Regions from separate parts of the Homo sapiens genome. Here region 2 is linked to region 1. The links are chromatin contacts, found by Hi-C or POLR2A ChIA-PET in ENCODE. All regions are on one chromosome and are shown on one strand. Each heading gives the region's core, a stretch centred on a gene start or an enhancer-like site at or near the end of the contact. The rest is flanking DNA. Distances are from core to core; before and after follow the strand shown. Region 1 overlaps LOC124907827 (a long non-coding RNA gene). Region 2 has its middle 330 kb from the start of DYSF.

The links. Hi-C counts contacts between places; a loop is a spot of excess contacts on that map. ChIA-PET counts read pairs that join two places held with the same protein, here RNA polymerase II (POLR2A). Pooled maps may share reads with other maps.
Region 2: a map of PC-9 shows a loop between it and region 1 (2.8-fold over the local background). The contact joins two enhancer-like sites. A Hi-C loop is called at or near these places in 14 of 168 maps with a recorded cell type or tissue (PC-9, Right ventricle myocardium inferior, Right ventricle myocardium superior and 7 more) and 13 of 50 pooled maps. POLR2A ChIA-PET finds 5 or more read pairs at or near these places in 2 of 52 experiments (PC-9 and WTC11).

Annotation. Positions count from the first base shown.
Region 1 is chr2:71,698,039-71,704,206 of GRCh38, forward strand. All of the region lies in intron 1 of LOC124907827 (a long non-coding RNA gene), which reads left to right. Among named protein-coding and RNA genes, the nearest start is that of DYSF, 230 kb to the left of the region's middle. Within about 2 kb of position 2,358, at least 13 of the 41 ENCODE cell types and tissues checked have a DNase peak (open chromatin) inside an H3K27ac peak, as active enhancers do.
Region 2 is chr2:71,789,804-71,795,971 of GRCh38, forward strand. No RefSeq gene overlaps it. Among named protein-coding and RNA genes, the nearest start is that of DYSF, 330 kb to the left of the region's middle. RefSeq lists enhancers at 1,544-2,531, 4,515-5,126. Within about 2 kb of position 3,793, at least 2 of the 41 ENCODE cell types and tissues checked have a DNase peak (open chromatin) inside an H3K27ac peak, as active enhancers do.

The sequences.
Region 1 (6,168 bases), core at 1,108-3,607:
CTCCCCAGGGATTGTCTCTAAACCTCTCCCTGGGAGGTGGACAACACTTCACTGGGGTATGGGAAGAAAACATTCACAAATCCAATCTGTTACTCTTTCTTAATATATGATGTTTGGCTAGACCTTGGACGCCACTTATGCCATGTGACTTATGGTCATGTATTCTATGCTAAGTGCATAGGAGTCCTAAGGGAAGGCAGTGGTAGCGCCACCCTTGTTTTTCAGCTTTTGGTGTATGGCTTTTTGTGTCTTAGCTTTTGGTGTGAACCTGGTTAGTTAAGGGGATTTAGAGATTACACATTGTGGATTTAACTAAAGTAACCCTCACAGAAATGGACACACAGCTTAAAATAATTCCTGCCATGGAACTACTCTGATTGAAATTAAGCTAAGCGTACAAACAGGTGACAATGGTGGATGGGAGATAAGCTAACCATGTGAAGTAGAAACGAGGGCACAGCTAACCCATGCATCCACCGCATGCAGGAGCTCCCCAGAGAAGCTGCATTAGGCAGTAAAAAACATGCCAGGTGCGGTGGCTCATGCCTGTAATCCCAGCACTTTGGGAGGCCGAGGTGGGCGGATCACCTGAGGTCAGGAGTTCAAGACCAGCCTGGCCAATATGGTGAAACCCCATCTCTACTAAAAATACAAAAATTAGCCAGGTGTGGTGGTGGACGCCTGTAATCCCAGCTACTCAGGAGGCTGAGGCAAGAGAATCACTTGAACCCGGGAGGCAGAGGTTGCAGTGAGCTGAGATCGCACCATTGCACTCCAGCTTGAAAAACAACAAGGACATAATCAGATCTGCCAAGAAGTCAGTGACACTGCTGATGACCCAGAGGCCTTGCATGGGTCACCTGCAGCAGTGGCCCTCATCCTAGACCTAGAACCTGCCTTGAAGTCCTCATTGTTGTCCATGGATAGACCGTGTGGGGAGATAAATCAGCATCTAGGGGAGTGCATGCTCAGACTTTTCACCAGTGGAGGTTTGCTATCAGTGCGTTCGGAGGTCACCGCTTCACAGCCTCCAGCCCCAGGCTGGGCACACAGCGGGGCTCAGGAAGCTTGCACGGGCTGATGTATGTCTTTGTGTGAGTGTGCGTCTGTAAGAGATTTTTATGACTAGGCGTTCCTCTCACCTCCCTCATTCAAAGCCCTCACCCCTCCTTCTCCTCCATCCCCCCCATCAATTTTTCTCTCATTTATTCCCTCCTGCCAGTGGGTGCCCCTGCCTGACCCTCATTAACTCAAAGTGTAAAAACCATTTGTCTGCAGCCCCCTTTCCTCCCTCCTCCCCCAGCTGGGGCTGGGGCATGGCCCTTCTTTCCTCCCATAGAAGCTCAGACCTCTGTGGTTTATGAGCGAGACCCTAATCTGGGAGGCCCCATAGAACAGGCAGGACTCGTTAGGGGATGGCCTCAGGGCTGCTCAGAAGACCTATAAAAAGTGAGTGATGCCCCTGGGGAGCCCAGATCCTCTGTTATTCCTCAGAAGTTGGCAGAGCACCGCACACCTCTAAGGGCCCCGTCTTGAAGGACAATGATGTAGGTGTCACCCTCCCAACCCAGGGCTGTGTTGGACACGACTTCACAGCCATATGTGGATGGACGGTTCTTGGCTCTCCATCCCTGCCCGATCCTCCAGGGTAGCTCCTGCCCCAAGGATCTCTGACCCCAACCTTCTCATCTGGGGAGGGCAATTGTTCATTCCTCAGCCCCAAAGGAAGGGGACTTGGACAGGGAGGAAGGAGGGCAAATTGGACCTGAGAGTACACTAGCTAATACATGCTTAGAACTGGATAGGAGTGTTTGTAGTATGTCAAGGAGGCGATGGATCAGGATGGGTGGCTGAGGAGTGGGCCCAGAAGACTTGGGTGGCAACACTGGAGATTATGAGGACTGCAGACTGTCCTTAAACGCGGAGAGAGCTTCCCAGAGTGGGGATGCTAAACTGCCACTCAAAGGCAGGTGGCTTCTCCAACAGATCTCCAGGTTGGAGGTGAACCCCAGGGCAGGGGACCCAGGTCCTCCTCTGCTTCAGTCTTAGCTGGCTGCCAGAGGGGCTGGTTGTCTGCCCACCAGAGCAGAGAGAGGTGAGTGGGCTGGGGACATTCCTGCCCTCCCCAACCCGCCCCATGCTACTCCCTCTGGCAGCAGACCAGAGGAATCCAGGAGCCAGAGGTGGACCCGGGGCTTGTGGCTAGGATCCCTGCCTGGCCCTGTGCAAGAAGGCATTGAGTTTTCATTCCTCAGGGGAGCTACAAATTTCCTGACGAGCGTGGTTGGGTTTATGTAACGTAAACACCTCAGCACACAGTGTTCCACCTGCAGGGGGGACAGGTGGGGGCCTCAAGTGCTGGCTGCTGGAGGTAAGAACTGAGGAAAAGCTGGCCTCACCCGGGAGCCAGGTAGGAGCCACCTAACCGGTGTGCCAGCCAGGCTGGTGCAGAGTCTGAAAGTCACCCATCAGTGTTCATTCACTGGCTTCAGCAACGACCTCTCCCGGATAAGGGTCACTGAGCAGATCTCCCCACCTCAGGGCAGGCGAGATGAGACCCTGTACGCCTCCCTCTGCTTTCTCCATTCTCAGACTCTGATGGCCCAGGGCATCCCCAGGAACCCCGGGGGAGGCGGTGGGGGGAGGCGGGGGAGGGGGAGGTGGGGCTTGACCAGGAATGGCTGGGGAAGGGCTTCAGGAATCTCCACTTCTGTTCTGAGCTGACATTGTTCACAAGGCAGGGACAGAAGTGAGTGTCAGGGGCAGAGCCGGGGAGAAATGTGACGGCCCTGGTGGGGCCCCTTCCGGGGATGCTCTGACTCGCTCCTTGGTCTGAGGCCCGCCTGACCTGGTGCTGCATGGGGGCTGCCTGGGTGGCCCTCCGCTGGTCTGGGCTGTCCCTAGGCTGGGACTAGGCCCTGGGTGGCTGCACTGGGATTCACTCAAAGCCACCGCTGACCTGTCTCCCGGTCTGCCAGGGTAAAAATAGATGTTTCCACTGCGGCCACCTCCGCAGCATCAACTTTCTCCTACTTGAGCCCCTGCCAGTGCTCGGCTCAGGGACTGGAGCATGAATTACAGGGCTGAGCTTGGCGTCGGGGCCTGGCGTCAGGGCCCTGCTGTGGAGCCAGGCTGCTCATGAATGCCCTATTGTTTGGGGAAGTGACCCTGTGTGTCCCTCCTCGGGGCCTGGGGCCTGCCCTGCTCACCTCCAGGCCTCTTCCCATTCCCTTTGGCTTTGTGCCCGCCTGGCCTCTGAGTTCCTCACCTGCCGCCTCATCTTACAGGGGAGGCACAGTCCCTTCCATACAGGGCCAGCTCTACGGGCATGTGACTTATGCAGTCACACAGGGCTCCACGCTCAGAAGGGCCCCACGCTTGGCTTAATGCCCTACTATCACCACCTTGACTTTCCCAATAATTTTGGAAAAAGGCACATTTGTATTTTGTACTTGGCCCTATGAATTACGTAGGTGGGCCTGCTCTATTAGGAACCACTAGTCTGATGAGGGAGCCACGGCCTCTGCCTCTGCAGAGCCCCAGGTCTGATGTGAGAGCATCTGCTGTCCTTCGGGGAGCCCTTAGATTGGAGAAAAAGGCATGGCTGCCCTTAGAATGCACACTGATGGGGCACACATTGCCTTTGCCCCTTGTGAGCCCCCAGGCCTATGTAGGAGACCCCATCTGTGCTCTCAGAGAGCCTCAGGTCTGATGGGGAGATACAGCCCCTGCACTTGGAGAGCTCAGATGTTGGTAGGGAAAGCATGGCCATTGCCATTGGCAAACGTGTATTCTGATGGGGAAGACAGAGCCTTTACCGAGCCCACAGTCAAATGGTGGAGATACTGGCCCTGCCCTTGGGGGCCCTTAGGACCCATGGCAAAGACCAGATAGACACACATGCACATGTGTATAGCAGGGTTAGTCCCTGCTGAGACTCGAGGCCATTCAGGGTATGGGGGAGTTTGACCAAGGGCAGAGCATAGGGCCCTGGGTAGACACAGACCGCTATGAGTGAGCTGCCAAGGAGGAAGAGCTGGGGCCAGGCCCTGGCAGGAGAGGAAGGCCGGCATCTGGGTCCTGTGGGGGTGCACGCTGGCTTGTGATGGGGTCCTGGGAGGATCAGAAGGACTTTTCAGAGGACCCAGGGAGCATGGTAGAGCTTGGATGCTCCTGAAGGTGTCAGCCCCAGAATAGCAGAGGCTGGTGTTTTCCTGGCAGAGCAGCATGTGGGCTGGGGCCCTGCCTGCCCGGGGCTGGGGTGCAGCTTGCAGTGGAGGCTGGGAGCGCAGCAGGCCCAGAGGACTAGGACCCTTGCGTGAACTCCTATGACCCACTGAACTCCCTGGGAGTGGGTGGGTATGAGGGGGCCTCACTAGGGTCCTGTGAAGGGGAAAGTGATTGGTGACTGGATGCAGGGCCAGCTGCCTCCCCAGCCACAGGGGGAGCAAGTGGCATGGCAGCAGCTCCTCTGGAAGCCTTGAGGGCCAAGGGACCCTGGATCACAGGGGGCAGTTCCCCATGAAGGGAGGCTTCCTGGAGGAGGTGGCAGGAGGGTCGGGGCTCTGAGAATGTCTCTGTCTGTCCATCAGCCTGCCTATTCTTCGGGGTGCACATTGTCCTCTCAAGGCTGCTAGTATGAAAGGACTCCCAAGAGGTGCCCACATTAGAGATGGTGAGGAGCGGTCTCTCTGGTAGGTGACGGGCTCCCCTGCCCTGTGAGGAGCTACAGTGCAAAGGTGAGTGGCAGGCAAGGCGGAGCCCTGGAGCCAGCTCCCCCTGCATGAGTGTGAGGATTCTGCCGTGGGGCCGACTCTTCCTTCATCCAGAGCCCGGCTGTGGCCGCTGACTTGCCTCTTATACCTCTCTTTGGCCTGGCAAGGGGGGCCGGGAGTTGGAACCCCAGGTCAGAGCAGCCAAGGCTTGCAGAAGCATCTCAGGGTCTTTCCCATGTAGAATCCTGGGCGGCATCTTGAGAGACCCCTGTGTGGTCTGTGAGAAGCAAATTAAATCATAGTCAGGGGCCACGGCCACTGTGCTGCTCTGCCCCTGGAAAGGGCTGGGGGCCACAGCCTACCCTGAGCTGGCCTCAGCCAGTCCACCAAACACCCGATCCCCAGTGAAGGCTGGGAGAGAGATGCCTGGGGAAGTGGTTGGACCTCATGCTTGGTAGTGGCCATGGGGCTTGTTTGATCTCGACTGTGAGGCTCAGAGTGTGCAGGGAACTCTCCATGGGGCGAAGGAAGAGTCCTTTCACCAGGAATTTGGAGACCAGGGGCTGTTGAGGAGGAGAGAAGGGAGGAGGGAGAGATGGTGGAGAGAATGCTCTTGGGGACCAGGGTGAGGGCTCGGTCTGGGGCTGGGAAAAGACTTTTTAACCTTTGCAGAATGACTGTATGCATCCAGGTGAGGTAGAACTGGGGACCTCTGCCATCGAGTCCACCCAGGCCTGCCTTCTCAGCAGACATTGTCCCTTAATCAGGCACCCCGGGCACCGTTCCTGCCTGGCTCAAGACCCAGCTCTGTTGGTGTTATGCTCACTGTGCATGATGTAGCAGAGTGAGCTCCAAGATGCCAAGCCCTTCCTCAGGATCCCTGCCATCGTGGCCACAGCAGCTGAGTTGGGGGATGTGTGGCAGAACAGGGGAGGATGGAGGACGGCAGCGGGGGCCTTGCTGCTACACTCCCTGTCCTTGCCTGCCCCTCGGAATGGCACCTCTGCAGGTCAGGCAGCAGAAGGGAAGGCAGTCAGACACCAAGGGGGACTTCTGGGTGGCCCCACTTGGTAATGCATCCTGCACCAGAAATCCAGGCATGTGTGGGGTTTCTCCTTCCTGGAAATTGAGGGCAAAGACACCCCCAGGTCCACATCTAGAGCTGGGTGGACCACGTGCCAACCTTCTCGGGGGAGGAGGAGCTCTTCCCTTTCTTCCCCCAACCTGGGTGCTGACTTCAGGGATCAGCTCAATCCCCCACAGCTGTGTTTGCCTTCTCTGTCCTGGAAGAGCAGTTTCTGCATACACCTTTCAGCCCTAGCCCTCAGATCCTTCCATATGGGGGAGATGGCAGGGCCCCCACCCAGTTGATCCAGTCCACCTGTGAGGCCAGAGGCGGTGGGAGCCTGCCTGGGCCCGCACAGCCACACGGCGGGGAGCAGAAGGCAGAGCT
Region 2 (6,168 bases), core at 2,543-5,042, 93 kb after region 1:
ACTTGTCTGTGCCTCAGTTTCTCATCTGCGTAGTGGGGATTGTAACAGCACTATGCCGCCCTGGTTAAGTGACATCATGTTTGTAAAATTCTAGGCAAATGCCTGACGCATAGTGAGTGCCTCATGACAGGTTTGTGTAGTATTTATTCACTTATTCATTTATTTAATAACAGCCTTTGGCTATTCATTTTAATTCCCTTGAGCAACACAAGATGGCGTTCGCTCAAGCATGCGACTCCCAGACGCTCATCCAGAGGTCTTCAGGGAGGGAGATCCCTGGGACTTGCAAACTCCAGCTCCTCACACAAGATGCTGTTGGTGTCTGCAAGGCTCCCCTGATACCTTGAATTCTTCTCAGGTGGTGGGGGAGGTTTTCTCTTCCTCTGGGGCAAAGAGGGATGCAGGCAGGGGTGGGAATTCAGCTCCAGGGCAGAGGGTGTCCATCTCTAAGTCCTGCCTCAGTCCCAGCTTCCTAGCCCCCTGTGTCCATGACCACAGCCTGGTAGAGAAGGGGTCCCATAGGAGGCCAATCTCTCTGGCCACCCCAGCCTGTCCCAGGGACCAGAGACCCCACAAGTCTTTGATGCTGGGGGCAGTCTGAGGAGAAAAGGGTGAGGTGGTGGAGAGGGGGCATGCGTGGCCAAGGATTGCAGCTCCAAGTGAGAAATAAGCAGGAGCAGATGGAGCCCAGAGCACAAAGTTCCTGTTTTCACGCAAATGTCTGGGACAATAAAAGTCAGGGGGGAAGACGGGGGTGGGGTTGGAGGGGAGCATAGAACCAGGGGTGGGGGTGCAGAAAGAAGATGCCATGTCAGCAGAATTAGCTCTTATTAAAATAGTTTCCGTCGAATTGGTTGGGGATGGGGGTGGACTTTCCAGCCCCCTGCCCAGAGCCCTTGGCTGGCCTGCTAGGGACTGGCCCAGCCTGAGAAGGACGGGGAGGGCTCTGGGCCTGTGCCTGCTGGGGACGACCAGACAGCGAGTGCTCCTCAGAGCTGATTGCATTTCCTGGCCTTTGATGCCCAAGATCAAAGCAGGGCCAGGCCATCCTGGCCTCCAGGCCTCCTGGCAGCCTCTCTGCCTGCAGGGTCCAGGCTGTGTGGTCATGGTGGCTGGAGAGGGCAAGGCAGCCTGGCATCCCTGGTAGGCCCAGAGCAAGAGCAAGCTAGAGGACCAGGATGTGGGCTGCGGGGGGCTGCAGCCGTGGATATAGCCCATATCTGCTGTCCACGCATGCCTGTGCTTATCATGCTGGTTCTGTGTCCTCAGATGAGATGTTAAACGTGGAGGTCACTAATGCCCAGGTCGTGGGAACTTGGGAGTTGGGTTCCATATGGCCCAGATCAACTGTTACATGAGCCATGCCTTGGATCCTGCAGCCTGTGGAGATGGCTGGGGGGTCCATCTTGCTATAGCAAGAAAGAGCTGTAACACTGCTGTGCAAGCTGGCCTTTCATGGGATCCTGGCTGGGAGGGCTTCAGGGGTGGTTTGGACAAGGGTCTCCATACACAGACCTTCCTCCCAAGGGTCCCCTAGCTCCCCTTGCTGGCCCAAAGGGCTCCATCCTGGGGCATTTCTAGTACCTTCCTTTTATTTGCACCAGCCTGGGCCCCCTTTGGGGAACTAGCCCTGGGGGTTGCTCAATGATGAGAGGACAGCTGCTTAGGGTCCTGCTCCTAGTGTACAGGGAGGCAGATAAGCCCCTCTTGATGCACTGCAGCGATCTGCAGGAGTTGGTCCCCAACTCCCGGGCAGGTTTCCTGGACGTCTTTGCCTGTTATGCCCTTGTGAGGGCTTCAGGTTCAGACGGCTGCCTCAGCTCAGGCCAGACTCCTTGCCTGGCTTCTTCCACCCAGGTGTCCATCGGGTGGTGCTGACTCAGTTTCCCTTTGATGTGAAGCATGCAAGGGGATACCAGGCAGAGGCTAGCCTGGGGTAGGAGTTGGGCAGTGTGGAGGCTGTGTAAAAAATGCTGGGGAGGCAGAGGCTTCTACAATCACATACCTGCAGGGCCTGGGGGCAGGGTCCTCCCCGTGCAGTGGCGTTGGTGTTCCTGCAGGCCTGCGTGTTGCAGCGGGGCCCTGGCGGCTCCAGTGCCCACCCATGTGGAGAGGATTAGGGCCTGGAAAGATACATTTTCCCCTCTTCCTTCTTGGAAAGAGGATCAAGGGGACCTGGTGACAGCCCAGAGATTCTGGGCGTGTGAACAGCCCCACTTCCGTCCATTTCCCAGGCAGCCTGAGAGATGCACACCATCTGCCCCAGTGCCGAGCCTGGAGCCCCCAGCCCACCCAGAAAAGGAGGCACCAGTCGCCTGCTCTTCCATCCTTGGAGGCCCTGCCCTAAAGGGGGAGCAGAGAAAGTGGACTGGGGGCTTCGTGGAAATAAGGCAGCCGCTGGTGATTGATACCTCCTGGGTTATCTGGAGTGGTTACTCTTAACTCACTGGTTGTTCTTGTATTCTCAGGATGTAATTACATTGTGACTTCCTGGGATAGGAGCCCTGATCGCACCCCTACAAGGTTTCTATAGTCTGGGCTTGGTCTTCAGCCAGCCCCTGCCACTGATTTCTTGGGACCTCTGTTGGGCCTTCCAGAGTTTGAGGCTGAGCACAGAAATAACTGTTTCAGTCTGAGCCATGCCCTTGTGAGCAGGAGTAGCAGTGAAGTGGGTGGGAGCATGGTTTAGGTGGCTAGGAAAGACCCAGGGCTCAGGCACCAAGCAGAATTAGGACTGGGGCAGGGATTTTTAACCTGGGAATACGTGCATGGCTAGCCCCTTCCCCACTGCCAGACCTTATTCTCCCTGCTCTGTGTGATGTGTGTGTGAGTTTGCTTGGGCACACACGCAAGAATGAAATGACACTGGTCATCTTCCCCTCCCCTTGCCTCTCTTCTCCTGTCATCTCCTTCTCCACTCCTGTCCTCTTAGCTCTCTCCTTCTCTCTCTCCCTTCCTTCTCTTCCTTCCTCTCTCTCTCGGATACCTCGGACTGGGTGGTGATATATCTCAATTGCCTATGCCATGCCTATGAATAAGGGGCTAGAAACTGCCGTGCTCGGTTCCCAAGCTTGAGGGAAGGTTGTTTCTTCTCCCTCTCTTCCGAGTCCTCAGCATAGCTGAGTGTGGTGGTACACGGGTCTTGTGGGAGGAGGGGATGTGTCATTGGCCAAGAGTGGGGATTGGAGAACAACTCTGAACTTGGTTTTCATGCTGTTCCTCCAACAGGAACCCTCTTTAGATGTGACTTAGTGTGACCAAAGCCATTCTGCTACCCACCCAACAGGATCCCATTCCTGAGCCATGTAAGCCAGGGCCTTGCCACAGGGTTGCTCAGAGGTAGAACGGGGTGGAGGGAAGTGGCTGAGACCTGACCCATGCTAAGACCTTGTGCCTGGCCCCTTCAGCTGACCCTTCCTGAGATTCCTTGTGTTTGAGTGTGTACACACTTGCATGTTTTCCTGTCTGCACACGAGTCAGCCTGCATGGGCAATTGTGTGTATGTATATACATCCATGCACATGAGTCAGTATAGGGAAAATGTGCTGTGCATACACATACGCACTGTACATGTATGCACGTGAGTCAGTGTGGGGATTACGTGCTTGCGTATGTGGGCTCACAAATGGAAGGCTTGGCTGGGAAACCCAAGTCTCCCTGTCCCAGGCCTCAACCCTTGCTCCCTGGGGCCCTGATGGAGGAGAACAGAGAGTCCCCAACTCTCGCTATCTGGGACAGCGGCTTCTGTTGGATTCCCCCCCACCCCTTTCTTTCTTGACACAAATAGCCTGTGGAACAAAGGGAACTGGGGATTTGGATTATTTACACAGTCAACATTAAGCAAGTTGTGGTCTATTTAAATTCTTCTTTATTAGGCTGGGAAATTCCATGGCAAACACTCAGACAGTAAGGAAACCTCCAACGCAGCAGCTCCCAGCTCCTGCCATTGCTGTGGTTCCCCATCTCCTCTCCCCTGCTCCCACCTCTCTGACCCCTGCTTCCTCCATTCAAGCTCCCTGATATCATGCCAACCCCCTCCACCTGACACAAGCCCTCCAGATTCCCCCTCCATGCCTCCCATCCATTGGCCCAAATTTCCTTTCTTCCATCTCCCTTCCCTCTGCCTCCATTTCTCAAACCTCCACCCCTGCCTCCCACCTTGCTTCTTCTTCCTAGACTTGGGAGGGACAGCTGGAAGCCCAGCCCCACACCCAGCATCCAGTCTACAGGCACAGTGTGCAGAGAGAGGGAAAAAAAGCAAGGCCCGTGAAAGCATGGGAGGAGGCAGGTGGTGGCCATCCCAGTGCAATTCATCAATGTGCCTGGGAGGCTGAGCCTCTCTGCAGCTGACTCTGTGAGACAGTTTGAGTGGGGAAAGAAAGGGTCCTATCTACAGGTAGAGCCACAGGGGTGCTCCATGTCTCCGGTAAATTCAACATAGTGACAGAGTGAGACAAGTTGAGGGATCTGATGCTTATGCTAAAGACAGGGGCCTCTGCTGTCACCCAGGCTGACACTCAGGAGCTCTGTGATCTGGGGCTACAGCAGATGATTTGTCTGGGCCAGAGTGAAGGAGACGCCAAGCATTAGGTTTCAGGGCAGTGAGAAGTCCTGGGTGGAGGTGAGGGGGAAGTTGGGCAGAAGAATGGGAGGCCCCTGAGGCTGCAGGGCCAGAGTGGGGAGGGGCAAGCCACTTGGGAAGGGGTCTGCTGGGTAACCTGGTCCTGAGGTAGCTGCAGCCATGTTAGCTGTGTTCTTCAAGACTTTTTCTATGAGGCCTTAGAACCCAGGCCTGGGACTCGAGTCTGGAGGATTCAAGGAGGCTGATGCTCCCCCGTATAGGGCAGGGAATCACTTCTGCTCCTTCAAAGCTGTCAAAAAGTGGCTTCTGGATGTCTCCAGAGGCAGAGGTTTGCACCACTGAAATGCCCCAGCAGAAGCTGGGCCTTCCCAGAGGGGCTCCTGGTGCGGGTGCAAGGGGCCCTTCAGATCCCTCCCCATGGAGCCAGGCAGGCCTGGGGCAGAGGAGGCGCTGAGCATGGGGAAGCTCAGAGGACTGCGAACTTCCTTCAGAGGGGACCCCCTCCGGACCAAGGGTCTACAGGGTTGGTCTCTTCTCCCTTGGGAAGGGCTCTCCATCATGTCCCTGGGGATGGGCCATACCCTTTCTTTAGCCCTGAGGGCTTTTCCAGAGGAAGACATCATCAGGGGCAGAAGGGAAGCTTGAAAAAAGATGAGAGAAGGGGGTGCTGGGAAGGTGGGGGGTGGGAGAGTATGGATTGAGAACCAACAGAGAGCATCCAGTGGACAGCCCAGCCTCCCATTCTTGAGCAGGGGCCCCTCTGCAAGCCCTCAGCTCCAGAGTGCTCTCCTGTCACTGTACTCACCTCTTTTGAAATAGCTCTTTTCTTGTTTTTCTCTGCAACTAGACTGTGAGCCTCCTGAGAGTAGAGAATACAAAGAATTTGCTTTGTAACCCAGTGCCCGGAGTGTGGGTAACAGCAGGAGCTTGTTCAGTGCTAAATGAGCTCAACAGAACTGCATTTTCAGGGGTGCTGGCTGAGCCCAACCCTCACCTTTCTCCCGTAAGCTCAGCTGTTACTTGCATGCCAGGCACTAGTCTTGGTTTTTCTGAAGCCACAGTTTGCATGACAGGGTGGACAGACCCTGGAAAGCCAGAAAGTGATGCTCTCTGCTTTGGGAGTCTGTCCTGAGCCCTTCCCTGGTCTCGGCCTGCTCTGCCCTTGTCTGGTGACCAGTGGCACATGTGCCAAGGTCTGGGCCTCTATCACCCACTCTGAAGGGGACACATTTGAGAAGCTGAACAGATTCTGCTTGGTGGGCAGTGACTAAGTCTTGAGCTGCCCCAGACAAGCTGGGGGACATCTGCCCCACCCCAGGAGAAAAACTCCTGAGGCTGTGCCCTCCAGGAGGAACCCCCTGGGTGTAAGGGTATTTGTGGCAGCCCAGGGGACTGGGGTGAGAAGCAGGTGGCAAGGCCAGGCAGCTGGTTCACACCTGTGGCAGGAAGTCACTGCCACACACCTTTCTCAGAGGGAGAGCCTGTGCCCATGTGCTGAAACCTTTAGGAGAGGGAGCCCACTGAGGGCTGGGAGGCTCATCTCAGAAATCTCCTGCTGGCAGGCTGTGCTGGGGGAAGGGAGACAG